2 separate regions of the Mus musculus genome follow, and region 1 is linked to region 2. The links are chromatin loops, found by intact Hi-C in ENCODE. Cell type or tissue: gastrocnemius. All regions are shown on one strand. Links, peaks and the distances in the headings refer to the core of each region. The heading gives the core; the rest is flanking DNA.

What was found. Hi-C counts contacts between places; a loop is a spot of excess contacts. Peaks named below come from ENCODE experiments on the same cell type or tissue, not always from the same donor. Only the 100,000 strongest peaks of a DNase experiment are listed, where the experiment ranks them.
Region 1: a loop joins it to region 2, with 6 times the contacts of the local background. A loop is called at or near these places in 8 of 42 quality-filtered maps.

Annotation. Positions count from the first base shown.
Region 1 is chr9:37,112,367-37,117,737 of GRCm38, reverse strand. The region is part of intron 1 of Pknox2 (Pbx/knotted 1 homeobox 2); the gene reads left to right. Among named protein-coding and RNA genes, the nearest start is that of Pknox2, 32 kb to the left of the region's middle. In gastrocnemius, for the core only: a CTCF peak has its summit at 3,266 (motif pointing right); a DNase peak (open chromatin) is centred at 2,602; H3K27ac peaks cover 1,872 bases.
Region 2 is chr9:36,968,145-36,973,515 of GRCm38, reverse strand. It overlaps Pknox2 (Pbx/knotted 1 homeobox 2), which reads left to right. Exons shown (of 13, transcript NM_001029838.2): 4 at 5,030-5,138. The coding sequence starts at 5,052. Among named protein-coding and RNA genes, the nearest start is that of Gm34652, 3.3 kb to the left of the region's middle. In gastrocnemius, for the core only: CTCF peaks have their summits at 2,663 (motif pointing left) and 4,551 (motif pointing right); DNase peaks (open chromatin) are centred at 2,673 and 4,581; H3K4me3 peaks cover 345 bases; H3K27ac peaks cover 3,326 bases.

The sequences.
Region 1 (5,371 bases), core at 303-5,302, 140 kb before region 2:
GCCTCACCTCTGGACCTGAGTTTTCTCATCAGCACAACAAAGAAAGGCACTGTGTCTGAGCACATCCCAATCCCCATCCATGTGTGTTCCTTCCCTACAATTCTAGCTCTTGGAACAGAGATGTAGCTGGCCTGTAAGGACTACACACTAGGACTGGAGTAGCCCTGACCTTTAGCGCACAGAACTAACCAGTACCCCGGAGCTCTTGACTCTAGCTGCATATATATCAAAAGATGGCCTAGTCGGCCATCACTGGAAAGAGAGGCCCATTGGACTTGCAAACTTTATATGCCCCAGTACAGGGGAACGCCAGGGCCAAAAAGGGGGAGTGGGTGGGCAGGGGAGTGGGGGTGGGTGGGTATGGGGAACTTTTGGTATAGCATTGGAAATGTTAATGAGCTAAATACCTAATAAAAAATGGAAAAAAAAAAAAAAAAAAAAGAAAGACACCTTTCCTACTTATCCGGGAGTTCCCCTTCCACAACCACGACTTTGAGAAAAGGCTGCTGTATTAGCTCTTAGTATCTCAGCATGGAGAAGGTACGTCCCCGAGATTATTTGACCGTGCCCTCCTGCAAGTGCTGTGTGGCTACTTAAAGACAAATTTAAATGAATTCAAATGAACTCACATTAGAAATTCAGCTCACTAGCCATGTTTTGCACATTCAGTAGATGTCTGCCCACTGCACTGCACTGAAGGTCTTTGTCTCGAAGACCTCCCTTACCAAGGAAAGTGGGGCTTTGAAATAGTTGGATGATAATGGTTGGGGACACCTTGGTCCTTGTGTTGCTCATTACATCTCATATGGGAGGGAGCTGACATCTCTCAATTAATTATAGATACAGTGACCTTCAGATTCACTTAATGATTGCCCAGGCTATATGGGTGGGTGAGCAGCAAGCCAAAAGACAGCCTCCGGTTCCCCCTGACTGCTCACAGGATCTTAGAACCTCCCTACCAGGTCCTTTAAGCCAAGAGTTAGGCCTCCAGATCTCCTTCTGAGCCCCCGTTTTCCTGGGCATCCACAGCTATGCAGGGGGCAAGCTCTAGCCTTTGTCTTCCTTGGAGTCCTAAGCTGCCTGCCGAAGCTCTGCTGGGAGGCTGGGAGTGTGGCATACTGGTGAAAGCATTCTGCTTTACCACCCTTCCCTGACCAAGCAGAGGCAAAAGAGGCATTGCCTATGGTTTTGACAGGGAAACAAGGGTCCCCGGACAGTTCTCTGGAGCTGGTACACAGCCTTGGGCTTTCGTGGTAGCTATCTGTTCCAAGATCTGGAGAGACTCCTGGAAAGGGGTCATGGTGACTTCAGCATAGGTCATCTCCACTCTTACTTCACACAGAAGTGGGGTTTGCCAACTGAAGGTCCACCTCCCTCCTTTTCTCCCCACCCCTTTCTTCTTCCATCTCTTCCTCCTCCTTTTCCTCCTCCTTTTCCTCTTCTTTTTCCTTTTTTCTCTTTCCTTTCTTCTTTTCCTGGGTGGCTGTCTACTGCCCCCGCCCCATACCCCAAGTCCAGTTTTAGGCGATGACTTGATGTGTACTTCTGCTCAACGGATCAGGCTGGTTCCTCTGAGACTTTCTAGGGACTGATGGAACTGTTCTAAACCAGTGTGGAAGCCTCCGGTGTGTTCTGCAGACACTGGAGAACTGCTGGCAGGGTTTAACCCAGGTTTCCCCAAGCTTTGTTTTCACGTTCACCCTTGTCTAGCTGTCCCTGCCAGCCCCCGCCCCTCACACTCACTAGGACAAATTAAATTTACCGTCCAATTAAATTAGGAGGTCAAATCAGTGGTTGCAAAAGAAAGCAACGTGTCAGGCTCAAAATACAGGCCAGTGGTAGAGAATTTGTAGGAAGTACAAAAGCCTGAGTCTGGTTTCCTGCACCTTGAGAGACACAGTACAGGGGGGAAAAAGGAAAAAATTAAAAGAGGAATGGAAGAAAAAGACTCCTCCCCCCCAAAAAAGCTTATTTTATTTCTCCACAGCAATGTCTGTTTAAGGCTTTTTTTTTTTTTTTATAGTATTGAGACCAGAGAGAAGACTTAGTGGATAAGAGCATCCACTGCTCTTTCAAAGGACCCAGGTTCAATTCCCAGCACCCACATGGTGTCTCACAACTATCTGTGATTCCAGTTACAGGGCAGCCAATGTCCCTTTCTGATTCTGCAGGCATTTGGCACGAATGTGGTACATAGACATATAGGCAGGTGAAACATCCATATACACAAAATAATAAAATAAAAATAATGAAAAGAGATTATTCCATGGTCTCTCCTGGAAGAGGCTCTTACGGCCTGGAAGAACAGAAGCAGCATCATTGGTGATGCCTTACACTTAGCCCCTTCCCTGTTTCCTGATGGAAACGGCCGGCCGGCCCCAGCCGTGGGCACCAAATTCTTCCACCCCACATCTTCACAGTTTCTCTTCCAGAGTCTCCTCTTGAACACTCCCCACTTCCTTTCTGTTCCTCCTGCTGTGTAGGCATTTCCCCAGGAGCTAGCCTAGATTAGTTTGAGCCAAGGGTCAGAGAAGACTGTGTGTTTGGGAGGTGGTGGGCTCGGCTGGGGGGCTGGGGGGTCTCAAGCAGCCTTGTGGCTGCTCTGCGGGGTCTGGCAGAGCCCCAGCCTCTGGCTGTGACATACAGCCTCCTTCATGAAACCAGACAGAATTAAGCCTTTTGTTTCCTGTTTGCTAGGCCAGCTTAAAGAAAACACAGAGGGTCCATGGGGCTGGGGCTCCCAACAAGACGGCCTTTGTATTCATTTAATTAATCAGTTAGCCGAGGGAAAAGAGAGGAGGGAAGTTCATGTTATAAATACATGTTTTTCTTTGGCTTTTTTCCCCCCAAAAGACAGAGTCTGAATGGCATCCCTCTGAGAGCTCTCCCTCATCTCACTCTAGATGTGCTGGAGGCTGGGGCTAGCCCAGCTGCAGCTGTGACCCTCCTTGCCCTCCACTCCCTCTAGAGGCATTAACTGTGGTATCCGTGGGTCCTGGGGAAATGTTAGATGCAGTGGGGCAAGGTGGCTGCTAGTCTCTGGGTTCCTTCCACCCTTTCTCATTCCTCTCTGAGCCTGCGCCCCCTGTAACCTCCTTGGGTGAGGTCCCTCCACTGACACATAGAAGAGGACATGTCTCTTGAGAGGACAGAGCCGTCTTCAGGTGAACCACAGAGGGAGAAGTCCAAACTGCAGCCCAGAGCCAACCTTACCACCCACACTCCCTGGAGCTAGCTAGAGGAGACAGACAGCATGCTCAGTCACCTCCAGGGGACACTATGGCTATCTGTAACTGTGCTCTGTCCAGCTACAGGCTGGAGTGGAGGCGCAGGCTAAAGGAGAAATTAGAGAGCCCTGTGAGGGCTGTGGGGAGGGTGAGTTTGTGGGATGGGACAGCAGGACCTCTAGGGCAGACACGCTCATGCCCACTTCCATGGAGATCTTTGGAAAGCGCTTCCCTTGATGGTGTTATTTAAATAATAATTAAAAAATGTTTTAAAACATTGAGTTTTAGAAAACCCTTTTGGAAATGGGTGAATTCATTTCTCATACTCCTGCCCCCTCCTCACTCTCAGCTGCCAGGTGTTTGGGGAGTTAAAAATCTCTTTTATTATGAAGTAAAATATTTGAAGTCTGTAAATATATGGCCCTCATAATGGAATTTCACTGTGGTGAATTTTTCCTTCTGTGATCTTCATTTTCAGTCCTAGCTGAAATTCCCTGGTCTCTGGTAACCATGACTCCGGCCCCCTGAATATATTGTCCAGAAACCCCCCTGACCTGGATAAGACAGGGAGGGCCTGGGCCTTGAACCTCACCTCTATCCTCTAGGCTCAACTTTTTTCATGAGACCCTCAGGTCAATTGCAGGGAAATGGGAGGACCACAGGGGTCAGGCAATGGGCAGAACTTGTAGAATATTCTGTCAGGACTACACAGCTAAACGTTCATCTTTCTTCCTTAAGGAAACACTTTCCTTCTCAGTCACTGAAAAAGGTCCATGTTTTCAAACTATAACCCCAGTTGTTCTTTCCTTCCCTCTAGGGGTCCTTGACAGCATGGTTAAGCTAGGTTTATGCTTTCAATTCCAGTACTTGGAAGGCAGAGGCAGGATATCAATGCAAATTCAGGGGCTGCTTGGTCCATATGAGATCCAGGCCAGCTTGGGTTACAGATAAAGTAATAGTAAATGCAGGCTGAATCTTTCTGCCAGGCTTGCCTTGGGTCATCAAACTGTTCTACTCCACCTGTGTGCTATGAGACTGAGTCATGTATACCCACCCATGGCTATTCAGTCTCCCAAAGCAATGAATAAAACCCAGGACTGTGGAAATTGTGGCTTCTCCAGAGGGATATTGAACTAATCCTTTCTAACCAAGTTGCATTTGCTCAAGCTGGGGTTTCCCTTGAACATTTGAGTTTTTCCCTCTTCCCAGGGGACTGGGGTCAGGGTTGAGGGAGTCCTAGGATCTGGGAGGTGGGGAGGGGAAACAATCTATACTACCCTTTGCTTAGAGCCTCTGTGACTGTCTTTGCCAGAGGTCCACAGAGCAAAGAGAAAAAATCAGCTAGTGGAGAATTCAGTTTTCTCTTTAGAGTCCCTCGAAAGCTAGACACAATCAGCTGGGAGCCAGGGATAAGGACAAAGGCTAGTCCTTTCTGAAAAGGGTACGCGTGGCTTATGGCAGGATGACCAAGGGGTAGGCATGCTTTATTTGGGGAGTTAGATCTTCAGGGAAGAGGAGATCACTAAAGCAGTGTTTCTTGATATTAACATACGAGTGAGTCACATGTTAAAAGTGTAATGAATGTTAAAGTGGCAGGTCTAAGGGGCACAGAAATTGTGGTTGCAAGTGGCACGGATGCTGGATCACACTGTGAATCCTCCAGGTGCCTAGCACACATAGTTATGAATCCCTCAAACGTAGGTGCTGCTCCTTTGTGCTTGCCTATCCTCTAAACTCAACATAATGTCAGGTGCAGAGACTGTTGGTTACATGTTGGTCACCCATTCATCAAAAGAAGCAAGTCAGAAGATACCAGGGCATACTTAAGTTGTGTTAAGTTTTGAAGTCTGCATTTTTGACTTTTTAAAAAATGGTGCTATGCCTAGGACATGTGCTGGACTACCGAGTTGCACCCTCAGCCCCACTTCCTTTAAAAGACAGTTATTTATTTGTGTGTTTGTGTTTAGGTATGTGTGTAGTTGGAATGTTGGTTTCTTTAAAAAAAAAAAACCACAGGGCTATTATAAGAATATGGTTTTGTTTAAATACCAGGTGTGGGATATGGGGCTGCTTCAGATTGTCCACAGCAGCTGACAATTTGCCCCATGCTTTAGCAGGATTGTGATTTTGCTAGCTGCAGATAG
Region 2 (5,371 bases), core at 97-5,096:
AACCGCTGGTCTGGGCAGCTGTTCGGATAGGGGAGGCTTTGGAGATGCAGGTGGAGGAATAACCTAGGAGTCTATGGAATAGGATGATGGAGGATTCCTGACTTGCTAGTCTCAGGATGCTCTCCCTCTCCTACTCCCACCCCACCGCCACTTGCTAGTGATCTGGGGGAGGAAGAGAAACTGAGAACTGACTGACCCTTGGAATGAAGCTACAATACAATTATTGGCATTCAATTCAATAAACATATGTGGAGAGCTAATTCTGCGCAATGATTTTGCAGATGTTGGAAGCTTCTTTTATTTCACAGTCCAAACGTGGAAGTGACTTGCACAAGAGAGTCTACAGGTTGTGGAACTCAGACTTTTGGACCCCAAGCACAGGCTAGATCCTGGGATTTTGTAAATCTTATTCAACTGGTTTTGCAGATGGGGAATTGTAGGCCCAGTCATGGAGTGAGACTTCTATAGACTCCATTGGCACCAAAGCAAGGAAACCCTTAGGGGTGGGGGCCTCTCTTAACGGAGGTAGGCAGAACACCCCCACACTCCAGGGATACATTAGGCTTTGAAACTTCCTGTGTTTTTCTACTTAGAAAAAAAAATAGGCAATGTCACAGAAAACCAGTTTCTGAATAGGAGAGGGCTCTCAGTTCTCAGAGCTAGAAAAAGATACCGAATCAACTAGATGTGATGTACAAGACGCAGCTCTTAAACCAGATGCTGAGGCAGAAACATAGTGAGTCTGAGGCTAGCCTGAGCTATCGAAGAAGACCCTTGTTTCAAAAATAAAATATAAAATAAAATGAATAAAACAAGACCAGAGGGAATGAAGGAGAGAATGTCACAGATGAAGAAAACAGAACTCTCAGGATTGAAGAGGGCGGGAAGCCCCCGCCTCCCCCGCCCCCCCCCCATTCTTTATGCCATCCACCTGCCCAGTCTCCAGTCTGGAGTGAAGGAGCATGACAGGAAGGGGTCAGAGCAAATTTGAACTTTCCTTCCTTCTTCTACCTCAACGCCGGATACTAGGATACAATTTAGTCCCAGTTAGGGTCAGGGGCCAGGAACAAATGCTGTCAGGCCAGCTGGCCAGACAGTTCCCAATTAGACTTTGTTTCTCATCCTTAAGGCCTTGAGCCCCCAACCCCTACACCCCTGCCCAATTACTGCCCGGCAGCATTAACCCCTTGGTGCCCCAGGCCGTTAATGGAATGTTAATTGGTCTAATGGGTTTCATGTCAACAAGTCCTAATGAGCTCCTTCTAACGAGCTTGGCAATTTTTTCCCTAAGCCTATGTTTGTCAACACAGTGGAGTTTGTGCTCCAGTCTGAGGGCATCATGGCACTGACTCTGGGGAGCTAGTGCTAAGAAGGCACAGAGAGGGGGCACCCCTTAGCTGTACATTCCTGTTTCTCAGAGTGAAGATTCTTTTGTACCCACCTTTGGGGCCCCAGTCTCCCATGACCTCATTTGGCTCCTGAGTCTGCAAAATGGCACTTTGGACCAGTTCAATGACAGTATCAGTGATACAAATTACTTCCTCCTGGATATCTTGTGGAGTTGAGTACTGCATAGGGTTCCCCCCACCACCACTCCTCCCCACCATGTCTTGTAATAAAGGTCTCAGCATTAAAGGGAAAATTCTTCAGCTGAGTCCAGACCAAGCAATTCTCCAGCGTAAATGTTCCTCAGAGCTCTCTGATTGTGGCATTGGCTGTGGTCCCTTGAATGCCCTGGTGACATCTAATGACAGAAATGAGAGGGTCTCTGGACAGGGCCAGTGACCCCACAGAACCTCTGAAGAAAGCTCTGGAGCCCCAAAACTCTGAACTGGTCCTCTTTCTGCTACCAAAGAAAGCATATAGGGCAGGTTTCCCTAAAGATCCAAGACCCCCCAGCTATTGCTAAAGGGCTTCCCTACATCCAGACCCTACATCTGACAGGATGACAAACATCCCTACATTCCTCTCCAGGATGGTGCTTATGCCCCTTCAGGGTGAAGCAAGATGGGGTGCGTGCGAAGGATTAAGGACACAGCAAGACTCCCCAGATGAGCATAGAGGTCTTTGGCAACTGAGCTCCTGGGTCAAGTTTCCAAAAGTGGCTGTACTTGTCTAGGCTGAGAAAGTAACTTAAGCCTTTTTTTTAAAGTGGCTTCCAGTTCTCTTTCAGGAAAAAAAAATATCCTTAGAGGGCAACAGCAGTGGCCTAGGAACTTTTATGTTGACTCCAGAAAAGGGGAGGAGCCAGAGTCAGCTAGCATCCTTGCTGTACAGCTGGCAGGCTCAGAACTGAAAACTGCTTTCGCCTCGTGGATAGTTGATTCTAGGATTCTCAGCTATCCTTCTTTGCTCTGCAACAGACATTATCAAGTGACACCATCTCTAAACAGCCCTTGCCTTCGTTATGGGAGCATTAAGGAAAGAGTGGAGATTTATGACTTTTCTGTTTAGTCATAATTTTTCTGTTTGAGCTTTCTTTGCCTTACCTTCACTGTGAGTTTCTCATTTACGGAATGAAGTTACCAAAAGACTCAAACCCAGTGTTAAATAGTTGCCCCAATCGTCTGAGGGAAAAAAAAAAAAAAAAAAAAAAAAAAAAAAAAAAAAAAAACCTTCCTGGATATTGCTGTAGCAGTGTCTCTGCCCTGTGCTCCCTCTTCTGGAGATTTCTGGTACTACAACCCTGCAGCCTTTTCAGTCATTGAAAAAGATTGGTGCTTTGGGGCACTCCTCACTCCCAGGCTCTCTCTTTCTGCCAGGCCCACCCCGCGCTCCAGAACCAAGGCCCAGTCAAAGTTACTTTATCTTCCAGAGTTCTTAACATCTCTCAAGATCTCTATTTCCTTATTCTTCCGGGTTTTAAAAGAGAGAACTCATATACTTGTTTTAGTATCGTCTTTGGGGAATGTGTGTGTGTATCTGTGTGAGTGTGTGAGTGTGTGTGTGTGTGTGTGTGTGTGTGTACAGGGTCTTACTATGTAGACCCTAGAGGCCTGGAAATGCACTATACCTGCCTCCCAAGTGCTAGGAGTATGTGTGCCCCTCACCTAGCTCTCTTCAGAAGTCTTCATTTTGAAGGTCTTTCTAGTATCTCAAGACATTTTCCTCTGGGCAAGGGATGTGTAGGTCAGTGGTGGAGTACATGTTTAGAACAGCACAAAGTCCTAGAGTCCATCTCTAGCATGGAGGAAGAGGAGGAGGAAGAAGAAGAGGAGAAGGAAGAGGAGGAGGAGGAGGAGGAGGAAATAATCTGCTTCCTTTTTTTCCTTATGGATTTCTTTCTAGTCTCCCCTTGCTTACTATGACTGGCGACAATCCACACAAATCCGGGCAATGAAGACAAACCTTGATAGTCTTCCTGACAGAGGAGAGAGACTCCCACACTCTGCTCTCTCCTAGGCTCCTGTGCTAAGGATAGCCTGGGTCTCAGTGTCCATCACTGAGATGGACACAAGGCAAGCCCAGTGGTCAGTCTGCTGAGGCGGGTCAGAATGAGAGAAGGACAAGCCTTGTAGCCAAGATGCTTGGCCAGCACTATCCTCACCGGTCCCCACTTTACTTTCTTCCTTCCTGCCAAATTATCACCTCCCTCCACCAACCATACCCCCCACCCCAGAGAGAAGATCTGGCCTCATTCACCCATCCTGCCTCACTCCTTAGCACAGTTCCCTGCACAGAGTGGATCTGTGATAAGCATCTGCTGAATGAAGCATGAAACCCCTCTGCTTTGCTTGTGTGCTTGAGGTCAAAGCATGCCTGGTACTTTGGAGACTCAGGTCAGGTCAGGGTAGCTCTTTCTTTCCCTCTCTGAAAAGAACAATAACAAAACAAAACAAACAAACAAACAACAACAACATAACGACAAAACACACACACTCCTGAGATCAATATTTTTTTTTTTGAATGGCACCTCTATTCCTTTAGGTTGCTAGGGGAGACCTGATAGAGGCCCCAAGTACCTTCAGGGAGAGACAGGGAAATCTGAACACTGGATCCCAAAGACTTCTAGCTCACCAGCCCCCTCTGCCCTGGAGAGAGTTTCCCCCTCTCTGTGTTCTTCAGGTTTTCCTTCCCCATGCTGGGCAGTGCTATATCAGTATCTAGCCTGTGAGTGGCTGGCTCTAAATATTTCAAGGCATCCACTGCAACTCAGCATCTCCCCGGGCATTCAGTTTCCCTGGGTGGCATTGCCAGGATGTCTCTGCTTACAAACCCTGGTCTAGTTCAAGGAGAAATTTTGAGGCCCCAAGGGGCAGCTCATTTACTGATGATGAGGTGGAGTGGAATGCAGTGAAGAAGACCTGTAAAGACACACACACACACACACACACACACACACACACACTTCCTCATGGCCTGTCTCCTATGTAAGAAGCAGGCCATCCATTTGGTAATTCTGCCTCTACATACTGGCAACTCTATATTGAACCCAAACAGAAGAAAGTCCTGGTGTCTGCACTCTTCTGTTTTTTTCCCTTCCCCAAAACTTCCACGCAGACCACCTCTGGACTAGTCTTGAAGAAGGCTGATGGCCCGTGTCCTTTGCTACCACTAGGGGGTGTAATGAGTACACTTGGGAGGGTAAGCCAGGTGCTTGGAGACCCTGAGCCTTGAAGTTGGAAACGGATGGGCTCAGGGGAATGCTGATGGGTCTGAATGCCGGTGAAGAGTGGAGCAAGGAGCACCCTTGTCAAAGGCAGAGAGATGAAGCAAGCCTGCCTTGGTCAAGCTACCCACTGCCTCCCCGTTACCAACCAGGCCCGAGTTGATGCCGAGCCAAGCATCACTGCAGGGGTACAGATTGTTTTACATATAATTTGAATATTATTTCTTTTGAGTCAAAATAGCACAGCAAACTTCTTTCCACCTGGCCTCTGACTTGTTCCCCTGAAGAACCTGCATCCAGTCCCTGCATGTCCCATAACTCCAGGTGTTCCAGGTTAGGGGAAAAAATGTAGAGCTGATTAGTCCCCTGGGCTGCCTGGACTCTGTACTAACTGTGCGGCCCCTTTTCTTCTGCCCACAGATCCTCCATGTGAATCAATCCCATGATGCAACATGCCTCCCCAGCCCCAGCTCTGACAATGATGGCCACGCAGAATGTCCCTCCCCCACCCTACCAGGACAGCCCCCAGGTGAGTGCGCCAGGGAAGAGTGGGGAGGTACGGCAGCCTTGGAAAACCTCGTGTGGGTGTGGAACTGGGATATTCCCAGGCCACAGTCTTGACTCAGCTTTAGCCTGCCTGTCAGCCTCGGGGAGGCTTCTCGAGAGTCTGGTCTGGTGCATGCAGATCCTTGAAGAGTTGGACTTGACAAAAGACCCGGCTCAGACACTGACTGGATTAATTCTGTTGCCAGGACCATAGCC